Linked DNA regions of Homo sapiens: region 2 is linked to region 1. Evidence: chromatin contacts called from ENCODE Hi-C or POLR2A ChIA-PET data. All regions are on one chromosome and are shown on one strand. The core of a region is the stretch at or near the end of the contact, and the rest is flanking DNA. Distances in the headings are between cores, read along the strand shown. Region 1 holds the start of ZNF430 (zinc finger protein 430). Region 2 holds the start of UQCRFS1 (ubiquinol-cytochrome c reductase, Rieske iron-sulfur polypeptide 1).

Region 1 (6,343 bases), core at 3,417-5,916:
CTATGTGAGAACTTAACCAAAAGGGGGGAATTTTATAAACAACATTATTGAAGGCCATCATTCTGGATTGAGCTTGTGCATTACGCCCAAAGAGACCAAACCAAATCAAATGGAGTCACTCATGCTAAATGTGACATAATCAAACTGAAAATGTAAGGAAATAGGTAGATCCTAAAACAGGCCAGGTTTGGTTATTCTTTTGAAAACAGCAGATTTCAACACAAGGAGGTCACCTGTACTGTAACCCTTAAAAAAAAATAATAACCTGAAGTCCTTGTTTCCACTTTACAAAAGCTACAGTTCTGCTATTTCACAATGGGATTTGAGAATAAATAAGTAGATTTTTGATGGTGACAGAATAATATCAATGTCTAAAGCTTTGTTCTAGCTCTCAAAATTGAGAAGATGATCAAAAGGGAGAAATTGTTAAATTAATTATGCCTAAAGCTGCTCCCTTTTCTGTTTAACTTTGGTCACTAGGTTTTTTTTTAAACATTGTAAACTGAAACCTAACTGGATATATAAATAGACTGTAATCCATTATTGTACCAACCACTGTGTTTTTGCCAATAAAAGGACATCAAGTGTTCAAATTATGTTTCAATAAGGCAAATCCCAACCTGTAATCAATCTGGCTGTTTCTGTACCTCACTTCTATTTTCTGTATGTCACTTTGCTTTTTCCATCCACAAACCTGTTTTCATAATGTGGCTTTGCCAGAGTCTCTCTGAGCCTACTCTGGATCCACAGGCTGCCCAATTTGCAAATCATTCTATGCTCTATTAAACTCTGTTGAATTTAATTTCTCTAAAATTTTAAAGTTTTTCTCTTTTAAAAGTTTTCAAATATTTTCTTCTCTCTCTCTCTCTTTTTTTTTTCTTGAGATGGAGTTTCACTCTTGTTGGCCAGGCTGGAGTGCAGTGGTGCGATCTTGGCTCACTGAAACCTCAGCCTCCCAGGTTCAAGCGATTCTCCTGCTTCAGCCTCCCACGTAGCTGGGATTACAGACATGTGCCATCACGCCCGGCTAATTTTGTATTTTTAGTGGAGACAGGGTTTCCTCATGGTGGTCAGGCTGATCTCGAACTCCTGACCTCAGGTGATCCACCCACCTCAGCCTCCCAAAGTGCTGGGATTAGGCATGAGCCACCGCACACAGCCTAGTTTTCAAAAAAAATTTTTTTTTGAGACAGAGTTTCGCGCTGTCACCCAGGCTGGAGTGCAGTGGCATGATCTCAGCTCACTGCAAGCTCTGCCTTCCAGGTTCACGCCATTCTCCTGCCTCAGCCTCCCGAGTAGCTGGGACTACAGGCGCCCGCCACCATGCCCAGCTAATTTTTTGTATTTTTAGTAGAGACGGGGTTTCACCGTGTTAGCCAGATGGTCTCGATCTCCTGACCTCGTGATCCGCCTGCCTCAGCCTCCCAGTGTTGGGATTACAGGCGTGAGCCACAGTGCCAGCTCAAATATTTTCAATGATAAAAATAAATAATGTGCTGTTGGGCTTTGATTTTCTAAACTCATCCCTCAGCTATTTCCTCAAATTATTCTGTCTTCGAAATGCTTCTCCAATATTTTTTTTTTTTTGAGACAGAGTCTCATTTTACCACCCAGTGTGGATGGCAGTGGTGCAGCCAATCATGGCTTACTGCAGCCTTGACCTTCCAGACTCAAGCAATCCTCCTGCCTCTGCCACCTAAGTATTGGGACTATAGGCATGTACCACCATGGTTGGCTAATTTTTTCATTTTTTTAATGGAAACAAAATCTTATTATGTTGCTCAGGCTGCACTGGAACGCCTGAGCTCACATAATTCTCCCATCTTAGCCTCCCAAAGTGCTAGGATTACAGGTCTGAGCCACCGTGTTTGCAAAATGGTAGCAATTTTTCATCCCCCTTGTATCCATGCCCAATGCCAGATGCTTTTACAGTTGTTTCCATCAAGATTCAGAATCTGTTTTCCAAACCCTAGATCAGGCTGGCCTTATTTGCTCAGGGCAGTAGAAACCTGTGAACATGGCAATGAGCTAGTTTGGGACCTAGGCTCAAATGGTCTTGAGTGCTTCTGTTTTTCTTTTAGAATGTTGACATCACCTTGGAAAAAAGCCCATGTTAGCCAGCTGGAAAATAAGGTATCATGGGGAGGAGAAGCAAGGTGTCCCTATTGACAACCCCAGAAGCAGAACATCACCCCCAGAAGCACAGCTGCCTAGTCAACAAGCAGCTGACGACATATGACTGAAGGAGCTCAGCTGAAACCAGAAGAATGGCCCCACTGAGCCCAACCTAAATGGCTGACCATCTCGATTATGAACTAATAAGTTTTGGATGATTTGTTATGCTGCAATAGCTAACTAATACATGCACCCAGTGCAGATAGGATGCCAGGATTCAATGACAGGTTGATTACTAGTTATGTTCTAACAGTGGGCACCCTATAGGTACTGATTTTTTCCCCTGATTTAAAGTTGGGTGACTTGTAAGAGAATGTTGAGTAATGCAGAAATACAGGTAGACATGTATGCATGTGATTGGTGCTTATACCCACACAGTCCCACACACCACAGGAGAAAACAGGTAACTACAGCCTGACTAGTAGGGCCAAGGCCAATAGCAAAATAAGTTTTGCCTTTAATCTGTTTTCTCCATATCTAAACATTTGAGGTCAAGAGTGTGGACAGATCTGAAGACACAGAGTTTTATTATCCTGTGGCCCCAACATTCTTTCTTCACTGTCTGATCTCTGGAAGAAAAGTGGGCAACAGGTGGCCAGCAGTGGTCTACCTGTGGTTATTTTACTCCTGCTGCCATCTGCTCTTTTTATGGCCACTATCTGTTCCACCCTTAGAACTGAAGAAAGATATTGGTAGGGAGAGACTCTGCCTTCACTTCTGGCAGAAAAGGGATGTTCAGTTCATTCACCCCCCTGACATCAGAGCTGAACTTCAATGTGGCAGCTATTGGCCACGTGTGCCTCCTGAGTGACTGGAATGTGGCTGGTCTGAACTGCGATGTGCTAGAAAGGTAAAATACAGAGTTAGTTTCAAAGATTTAGTTTCAAATGTTTATATACATTATTAATAATTACACATTCCTCACACATTAAAATGATAATATTATGGACATATTGGGTTAAATTGTTACAATCAATTCAACCTGTTCCTTGTTTCTTTTTCAAGTTTGTCTACTAGAAAATTTAAGATTCACATGTGGCTCACATTTTATTTCAGAAGATTACCATCTTTTTAAAATCTGAGGCTGCCTCCTTTAGCCGGGAAGGTCATAAAATCTGAAATTTTAAAATAATTATTGTTACATTCTTTTCATTTTTGAATAGCCACTATATATATATAAATATAAATATATATAAAAATATATAAAAATAAAAATATAAATATATATAAAAACATAAATATATATAAATATAAATATGTATAATATATAAATATATAAAAATATATAAAAATATAAATATAAAAAATATATATAAATATAAATATATAAATATAAATATAAATATATATAAATATATACATATAAATATATAAATATAAATATATAAATATATAAATATAAATATATATAAATATATAAATATATATATATAAATATATAAATATATAAATATATATATATAAATATATAAATATTTATATATAAATATATATAAATATATAAATATATATAAATATATAAATATATATAAATATATATAAATATATAAATATATATAAGTATATAAATATAAATATATATAAATATATAAATATATATATAAATATATATAAATATATAAATATATATAATTATATAAATATAAATATATATAAATATATATAAATGTATATAAATACATAAATAAATATATAAATATATATAAATATATATATAAATAAATATATACAAATATATATAAATAAATATATATAAATATATATAAATAAATATATATAAATATATATAAATAAATATATAAATATATAAATATATAAATAAATACATATATAAATATATAAAATATATATAAATAAATATATAAAAATATATATAAATAAATATATATAAATAAATATATATATATATATATATATATATATTTTAGACAGAGTTGTGCTCTTGTTGCCCAGGCTGGAGTGCAATGGCACAATCTCGGCTCACCGCAACCTCCGCCTCCCAGGTTCAAGCGGTTCTCCTGCCTCAGCCTCCCGAGTACCTGGGATAACACACATGGGCCACCACAACCCGCTAATTTTATATTTTTTATAAAGACTGGGTTTCTCCATGTTGGTCAGGCTGGTCTCTAACTCCCGACCTCAGGTCATCTGCCCGCTTCAGCCTTCCAAAATGTTGGGATTACGGGCGTGAGCCACCGTGACCGGCCCCATATATTATTTATAAATGCATATGACCTTACACACAAGGTTAAATGCAAATAACCTCTGGGGTGGGCCTGGCTCAGCTCAGGGAGGAAGCCCTGTCAGAGAAGGATGCAGCCCAAGCTGTCACTCTTCTTTCAGCCCCGCATCTCATCACATCTTCCGTCAATCATGGCCTGAGGGGGCGGGGATTTAAATGTTATCCAATCAGAGACGCTAGGCAGGGAACCGTCCAATCAGGCACGCAGGTGAAGCGGACAGGGCGGCTTCCGGGTTTGGCGGGGCCTTTGTCCCTCGCTGTGGCCTGAGCTCCAGGTCTCGTCTTCAGCGCTCTGTGTCCTCTGCTCCTAGAGGTCCAGGCTCTGTGGCCCTGTGACCCGCAGGTATTGGGAGATCTACAGCTAAGACGCCAGGAACCCCTGGAAGCCTAGAAATGGTGAGAGTGCCGGGTCCGACATCCCCAGAGAGGGGAGGGGCTGGTTGTAATGGGTGGGAAGTGGCTGTGGCGGGACTCAGGCCTCCCGGCAGTCAGCTGCACAATCTGCGCCCCGAGTTCTTGCCCAGCTGGGCCTCAGTCCCCATCAGCCTTAAGATGGCGGCTGCGCTGACAGGCGGGCCCCAGCACGTCCCGTCTCTTCCTTGCGCAGTGACTGTGCCCTGGCCTGGAGCCCTCTCTGGGCAGCTCTGCATCCGCAGCGCCGCGTCTCTCCCAGACTGTGCAGGGACCACGGGAGGATCGTCACGGGAGAATCGTCACGGGAGAATCCTGACTTGGGGTGCGAGTTCATGAATGGGAAGAACTTTGGTCCTGGGTTCCTAGTTCCTCTTTTCTCCTATTAAAAATGTACAGACCGGGAGGGGTGGCTCACGTCTGTAATCCCAGTACTTTGGGAGGCCGAGGCGGGCGCATCACTAAGTCAGGAGAGTTCAAGACCAGCCTGGCCAGCATAGTGAAACCCCGTCTTTACTAAAAATACAAAAATTTGCCGGGCATGGTGGTACACGCCTGTAGTCCCAGCTACTTGGGAGACTGAGGCAGGAGAATCACTTGAACCTGGGAGGTGGAGATTGCAGTGAGCCGAGATAGCGCCACTGCACTACAGCCTGTGTAACAGAGCAAGACTCCGTCTCGGAAAAAAAAAATGTACAGAAGTCACCACAAAAATATTAAAGAAATTAATCAAAGAGTGATTAAAAAACTGTTGAGCACCCAGCTGTGGTTTGTAATTTGTTGTTCATGGCGGGGCTTGAAGGAAAGACTTTTATAAGGTGCATGATGAAGAAAGCCAAATTCAGTAATTGGTTAGGTACCGTTATGTAGTTTCTTAGTTTGTACAATAAAGGTGAAAATTTTCTGGTTGTGTAATCAGACCTTAATTGGCAGTATACAGTTGATTAAGCCTGAATTTTGTGTCTTTCAATGTAGTAATTTTCAAAACGATGCGCCTGAGTTAGATTTTTTTTTTTTTTTTTTTTTTTTTTTTTTGAGATGGAGTCTCGCTCTTGTCGCCCAGGCTGGAGTGCAGTGGCACAATCTCGGCTCACTACAACTTCTGCCGCTGCCTGTGTTCAAGCTTCTCCTGCCTCAGCCTTTTGAGTAGCTGGAATTACAAGCGCCTGCCACCCTGCCCAGCTAATTTTTGTACTTTTAGTAGAGACGGGGTTTCACCATGTTGGCCTGGCTGGCCTCGAACTCTTGACCTCAGGTGATCCGCCTGCCTTGGCCTCCCAAAATGCTGGGATTACAGGCGTGAGCTATCACGCCCAGCCACGTTAGATCTTTTTAAAAGTAGGAACCCAGGGTCTAGAGACACCTCAGTCTAATTGCCTGCCACTCAATTATTTTCACACTCCACGGGGAACTGATTTTCTGCTGCATTTTTCACCTGTGTCCCAAGCAGGGTCTTAAGTCTAACCCCCGTCCCCCATTTCTCCAGCCTCACTCTGGCTTGCAGTAAGATACTAA
Region 2 (6,343 bases), core at 2,680-5,179, 8.2 Mb after region 1:
TTGCAAATTGTATATTCATCTTAAGAAATTTGCCACAAAGTTTCCTTTTTAAAAAAGGGGACACTAAAAATTCCTCTTTTAGAAAATGTGTATCCAAAATAAAGATCTTTTATGATGCATTTTTATTGTAATAAACTGCAATTCTACCTTGCTCTACTAGGATATCATCCTAATATACTGTACTTCCTTGAGTAGTCAAACATTACAATATGGAATACCTGAACTGCTTTTCACATGATTCTCAAGGTCAATAACTTTATGGAAGCCAGAAGTATTCAAACAATAATGAAACCTACCAAAATCACTCTATGTGCTTTTCTGACTAAATCATTTCCTGGAGAAGACCAGGACACAGATAATGGCAACTTGAGACTCACATCCCAGAATCTGTGGAGTCAAAGTGACATTACATCCTATACTACTACTCTAACAAATAAATGCTAACCTGCCAGTATATACTGGCATTTGGAATTAAGCATAAATTACTTGCTCCTAGCACTACCTGGGATTACAGAAAAGATGAGCTTCCTCCCTAAAAGATAAAGGAATAAAAAGTTCATACTTCTACATTAAAAACAGTATCCACAACCCTTAACAGTATACAAGGAAATGTACAAGAAAACTCAATAAAATGGCTTTGCCCTTCTCATTCAGAGATTTGGTGGCAAAAGTCTCCTCCCACTCTATCTAGCTGGTTACACTTTAGTAGGCTACACCACCAAGAATCCTTTCGGAAATTAAACTGCCCTGTTGCAAAAATCATTCTCCAAATATTTACATGAGCTGCATTAGGTCTGACTTTCAGTAAGATGCTAGATTTAATTCTAACCTAAAGCAAAATCAAATACTTAAAGGAGAAAATTTAAGGAATTTTAACAAAACAAGTTTTATTTTAAGGTTGAGCTCCAATGCGCCTTGGAAATCTGCATGAAAATAGTACAACCTTCCTCTCCAATTCAAGAATCTTCTCCAGATCCAACCCCTCCACTCCCATAAGCCATCCTGCCATGAACCATCTAGACAGACTATAATGTGAACTTAAATTACAGGCTGAAATGATTACAGAAAAGGTTTTTGCCTTATGGTTCTACATTATTTGCCTGTTTCTAAAAATAGTTTCTCTAAGTCAGGTAAACCTCCAATTTTTTTTTTATTATACTTTAAGTTTTAGGGTACATGTGCACAATGTGCAGGTTAGTTACATATGTATACATGTGCCATGCTGGTGTGCTGCACCCATTGACTCATCATTTAGCATTAGGTATATCTCCCAATGCTATCCCTCCCCCTCCCCCCACCCCACAACAGTCCCCAGAGTGTGATGTTCCCCTTCCTGTGTCCATGTGTTCTCATTGTTCAATTCCCACCTATGAGTGAGAACATGCAGTGTTTGTTTTTTGTCCTTGCGACAGTTTACTTAGAATGATGATTTCCAATTTCATCCATGTCCCTACAAAGGACATGAACTCATCATTTTTTATGGCTGCATAGTATTCCACGGTGTATATGTGCCACATTTTCTTAATCCGGTCTATCATTGTTGGACATTTGGATTGGTTCCAAGTCTTTGCTATTGTGAATAGTGCCCCAATAAACATACATGTAAATGTGTCTTTATAGCAGCATGATTTATAGTCTTTTGGGTATATACCCAGTAATGGGATGGCTGGGTCAAATGGTATTTCTAGTTCTAGATCCCTGAGGAATCTCCACACTGACTTCCACAATGGTTGAACTAGTTTACAGTCCCACCAACAGTGTAAAAGTGTTCCTATTTCTCCACATCCTCTCCAGCACCTGTTGTTTCCTGACTTTTTAATGACTGCCATTCTAACTGGTGTGAGATGGTATCTCATTGTGGTTTACAGGCAACCTAAAAATTGGGAGAAAATTTTTGCAACCTACTCATCTGACAAAGGGCTAATATCCAGAATCTACAATGAACTCAAACAAATTTACAAGAAAAAAACAAACAACCCCATCAAAAAGTGGGCGAAGGACATGAACAGACACTTCTCAAAAGAAGACATTTATGCAGCCAAAAAACACATGAAAAAATGCTCAGCATCACTGGCCATCAGAGAAATGTAAGCCTCCAATTTTTTGAAGAAACTTTAGCAACACGACGAATTCCAAAGATGCTTTTCTTTTGCTATTGAAATGTTCTCCTTCCTTCCTTCTCACCTCCAGGTCCCAAGGATGGGCTAGGGTACTCTACACCTGCCATGGACAGTTTCTTCAAAACCCACTGATGCTCCTTAACAAATATTCATTCACAAATACTTTGCACTAACTGTATACAAAATCCGACGTTGTGAAAGATAGAAAAATAAAGAAGATATTACCTTCTCTATGCCCTTAAGCCCAAGGGTGGAGGAGTTACCAATAAACACAATACAGAGTGTAAAGTGTATGTGCTACAGAGACAGACAAATCAGCAAATAAAAACTTTATTCACCTGATCCTTAACTGAGATTGAAAAGATGGGTAAGGAAAACATATGGACATGTAGCAACTTAGTGGAAGGACCATGAAGAAAGTGCAGAGCCCAGGGTGAATGAAGACAGAGTAAAAAGAAAAGTGGCGGGCAATTTGGTTAGCGTGTAGGGGAAGAGTCACAAACAGCTATCAGTGGAGCCAGGCTGGTAACAGAATGAAACACGCAGACCTGGTAAAGACTGTGACAAACTGGAGAAGACCACTTGCTCCAACTGCGGGGGCGGCCACTACACAGCACACTATGGAATTTTCCCAAGTAGAAACTAGATCCCAGTATTACCGGCTTCCAGCATTTTAAGAGATGCCATTAGTCTTCCCAGTTTTTTTGAAAACTACACAGCCTGCAGACACACTGCCCACAGGCTGCCATTTCTCTATCTCCGATACAGGGCCAAGTAAAGATGGAAGGCGAGGCAAAGAAGATAAACGGGGATCTAAGGACAGAGGGTGTGGAATAGCCCCTGCGAAGAGCTCAGTGGCTACGACAATTCGTCTTGTCAAATCCCTGCTACCACATGTCCACACCACGGATCCTGGTGCGAGTCATTCTACCTCGTCTGTTTTCTCATCTGTAAAATGTAAATGTCGTCAATCTCTGCCCGTCCTTGACGACTGATTATGTTGTGACACTACACTGTAACTGACCTTGTGTATGTTTTTTTTGTTTTTTTTTTGGTGGGGGGGTGATGAAGGGGAAGGACATGAAGGGATCGGTAGTGGTGAGAAGACCAACTTCCCAAATATTAGTAAGTTTCCATTTCTTAAGCATGTAAGTGCCCAAACTGTGCTAACGGCTTTACGTAGAATTCCTCCACCTAAGCCTCACGACACCCCTACAAAATTGATAAAGATATGAATCCATTTCACAGGAAGTACGTTTAGAAACTCGCCCAAGGTCAAACGACCTGCAAGCAACAAAACCCCTCAGAGGTGGCTGGAACAGCGGGACTACAGAGCTCGTGAACTCGGCCGAGGAGGAACCAGGCGAAGCCGGCGGACGCGAGTCCAGGCCGGCCACCAGAAAGACGCCCCGAGCCCGGGGGCCAGGCCCAGAGTTGCGGAGGCCGCCCAGCCCGACCTGATTCAGGCTCCGCTCGCGCGCCCGCGGCCGCTCCCTGCTGGGGGCCGGAGGAGCGGGCACCGAGAGACCCCCAGCCCTGCTCGCGGCCCTCGCCCCGGCTCACCATTGAGGCCCACGGAGGCGACCAAAGGCCGGCGCACGGCCTGGCCGCTCAGCGACTCCCGGCTGAGGAAGGGCCGCTTCAGGTCCAACACAGGCTGCTCCGGGGTGGCGGGCACCGTGGCCTGCACCAAGGGCCGCAGCGCGCCCGCCACCCCGCGGGACGTGGCCGACAGGACGGGCGCGAACGGGCCTGAGCGGGATGCTACCGACAACATGGCGACAGCCGCTCCAACCGCCAAGCCGGTCACAGGGACGACCTTCCAACCACGGCGCAGGCGCGAGGAGGCGCGGGACGCGTGACGACAGCGCGCCGCCGGAAAGGAAATTCTGCAGTCCTGCAGGGCGGGGCAAACTTGGAGAGGCGCTGCGTCGGGGGACGGGGCTACAAGCCGTCGCTGGGGGCGGGGCTTGCGGCCCACCTGTAGGTCCCGGTGCCACCTCGTCAGTGTCCCGAGAGATCCCCAGAAGAACGAGAGGGCTGAACAGGGGACCCCACTGACGTCCGGTGGGCCGACTTTACGATCCTTTAGGGTAAAAATTTCATCTAGGAAGACCTAGAGATAACAATAAACGATTATAGTTTAACTTAGGATGGTAATATATCTCAACTACGACGAAGTCCAGCACATAGTAATCGCTATGTGTTTACTATGATGATTTTTATTATCTTCATCTAACAACAACAACAACAAAAAGGCCAGAGGCATCTGTGCAAAGCTCGATAATGCTAATGGATTATGTTTATTAAGTATTCACTGTGTATTTGGTTTTGCGTTTTATTATACCTACGTTCTTTCATTTGTTATCAAGGTCTCTATGAAGTCAGAGCTATTACTATCAGCATTTTACCCATGAAGAAACCGAGGTTTAGAGAGATTCTTTTCCAGGAACTGGATAGCCAGCAAGATGTGAAGCAGGGTAATCTGTCTCCTGAGTCTATGCTCTTCAGTGCCACCACTGTTTCCCAAAGTAGGATTTTAGAATTTTAGAGGATGCACAGAGCTCGCTCATTCATGTTCCATCACATAGTGAGAAAGTTTTGTTTTCTTTTGTTTTGTTTTTCAATCCTGATTGCACCAATGAGAAAGTCTCAGTTTGGTGCTAATACATCTTTAATTAAAAAAAAAAAAAAGTAGAGATGAGGTCTCACTATATTGCCCACTCCAGTCTCGAACTTCTGGCCTCAAGGAGTCCTGTCTCCCCCTCCCAAAGTACTGGGATTATAGGCATGAGCAAATTCACTTGGCCTCAGTTTGATCCTAATATATCTTTAATTCCTCTCTACACTTATCTCCCACTTTTAACAGAAAAGATCTTGAGTTAGAAGCTCTTAGCAGAGAACTGAGTCTAGAGTGATTTCATTATATGGTTCATAGTATTGATTTTCTATCCATACTGGTTTTCTATTCTGTACTATACTGAGATAAAGTTTTTCATTTAGGTCAAAAATAATTTAAATATTAAGTAAATGTTAATATAAGCAGTGCACAGAATTGGCTCTGTGCTGTGCATGGGCTCTGTGATCTGGGCAAGTTCCCTCACCTCTCTGTGCCTCAGTTTCCTCACCTGCCAAATGGGGGCAGTAATGATGCCATGTGTGTTGTAAAGTTACTGGGAGGAGTAAATGAACTAAAACGTGTAAAGCATCTACAAGCAGGCCCAGCACACAGGCAGCACCAAGTGAGGATTTGCTAGTGGTGTTTTTATCTGAGATGCCACCTCCTCTAAGAAGCCTTCCCTTGATCCTTGCTGACTCGTTGTTATTCCTCATGCCAGGTCCAAAGTGTACTGACAGGTTTCCCCTTTGACCTTCCTATGACTCCCCTTAGGGCCTAGGCTTTGACCAGCCTTATAGCCCAAGGGACTATATTGTACTCTCAAGATTGGAGGCTGCCTCCTCAGGGGCCACCCTAGCCAGGCTCATCACACAGCTGGCTCAGTGCTCTCCCTTGGCAACAACCTTAGGATAAAAGACATTTCCAGAGAAGTTGTCACACAGCATGCATGGTTTGAGTGCTTCACAAGAAATAATATCACAATTCCCTCTGAGTTGGTAAGGAAATGAAAAATGAATGAATGAATGAATGATCCTTCACAAAACCTTCACAATGTCCCAGTTGGGTGAACAGAATAGGAATTATCTCCAGACCTCCTGGGTTCAATTTTAGTTTCACCACTCACTAGCTGTGCCCTAGGGCAAGTTATTTAATCTCTGTGTGTGCCTCCGTCTTTCTCTTGTAAAACAGAGATAATAACAGGATCTACCCTAGAGAGTTATTTTAAGGATGAGATGGATTAATACATGTAAAATGCCTAGAACTGTGCCTGGCACACAGTATGTAAATATCTGCAATAATAATAACTTTCTATTTTCTAGATGAAGAAACTAAGACTCAGAGAAGACAAATGACATGCCCAAAGACACATTGATAAGAACGCATCTGGTAGTGGTGTTCGAGTCCAGCGTTGCAGCAGAGAGATGGGTAACTGTATGGCCGAACAGCTGTCTTCTCGTGGAAGAAGGAGGCCAATGTCCAGGAGTGGCAGGCATACTGGAACTTGGACTTCTGTAGGCCAACCTGGGTTCCACTTGGTAGATGGGGGTCTTGCTGTGTTGCCCAGGCTGGTCTCAAACTCCTGGCCTGAAGCAGTCCTCCTCCC

What was found. Hi-C counts contacts between places; a loop is a spot of excess contacts on that map. ChIA-PET counts read pairs that join two places held with the same protein, here RNA polymerase II (POLR2A). Pooled maps may share reads with other maps.
Region 2: a pooled map shows a loop between it and region 1 (10-fold over the local background). The contact joins the promoter of UQCRFS1 here to the promoter of ZNF430 in region 1. A Hi-C loop is called at or near these places in 3 of 50 pooled maps. POLR2A ChIA-PET finds 5 or more read pairs at or near these places in 2 of 52 experiments (activated CD4-positive, alpha-beta T cell and activated CD4-positive, alpha-beta memory T cell).

Annotation. Positions count from the first base shown.
Region 1 is chr19:21,015,991-21,022,333 of GRCh38, forward strand. ZNF430 (zinc finger protein 430) reads left to right here and starts at 4,667. Exons shown (of 5, transcript NM_025189.4): 1 at 4,667-4,813. The coding sequence starts at 4,811. RefSeq lists enhancers at 4,357-4,950, 4,951-5,542.
Region 2 is chr19:29,209,222-29,215,564 of GRCh38, forward strand. It overlaps UQCRFS1 (ubiquinol-cytochrome c reductase, Rieske iron-sulfur polypeptide 1), which reads right to left and starts at 3,930. Exons shown (of 2, transcript NM_006003.3): 1 at 3,684-3,930. The coding sequence starts at 3,897. UQCRFS1-DT (UQCRFS1 divergent transcript) reads left to right here and starts at 4,032. Exons shown (of 2, transcript NR_184022.1): 1 at 4,032-4,187; 2 at 6,060-6,343. RefSeq lists a silencer at 3,524-3,833 and an enhancer at 3,874-4,113.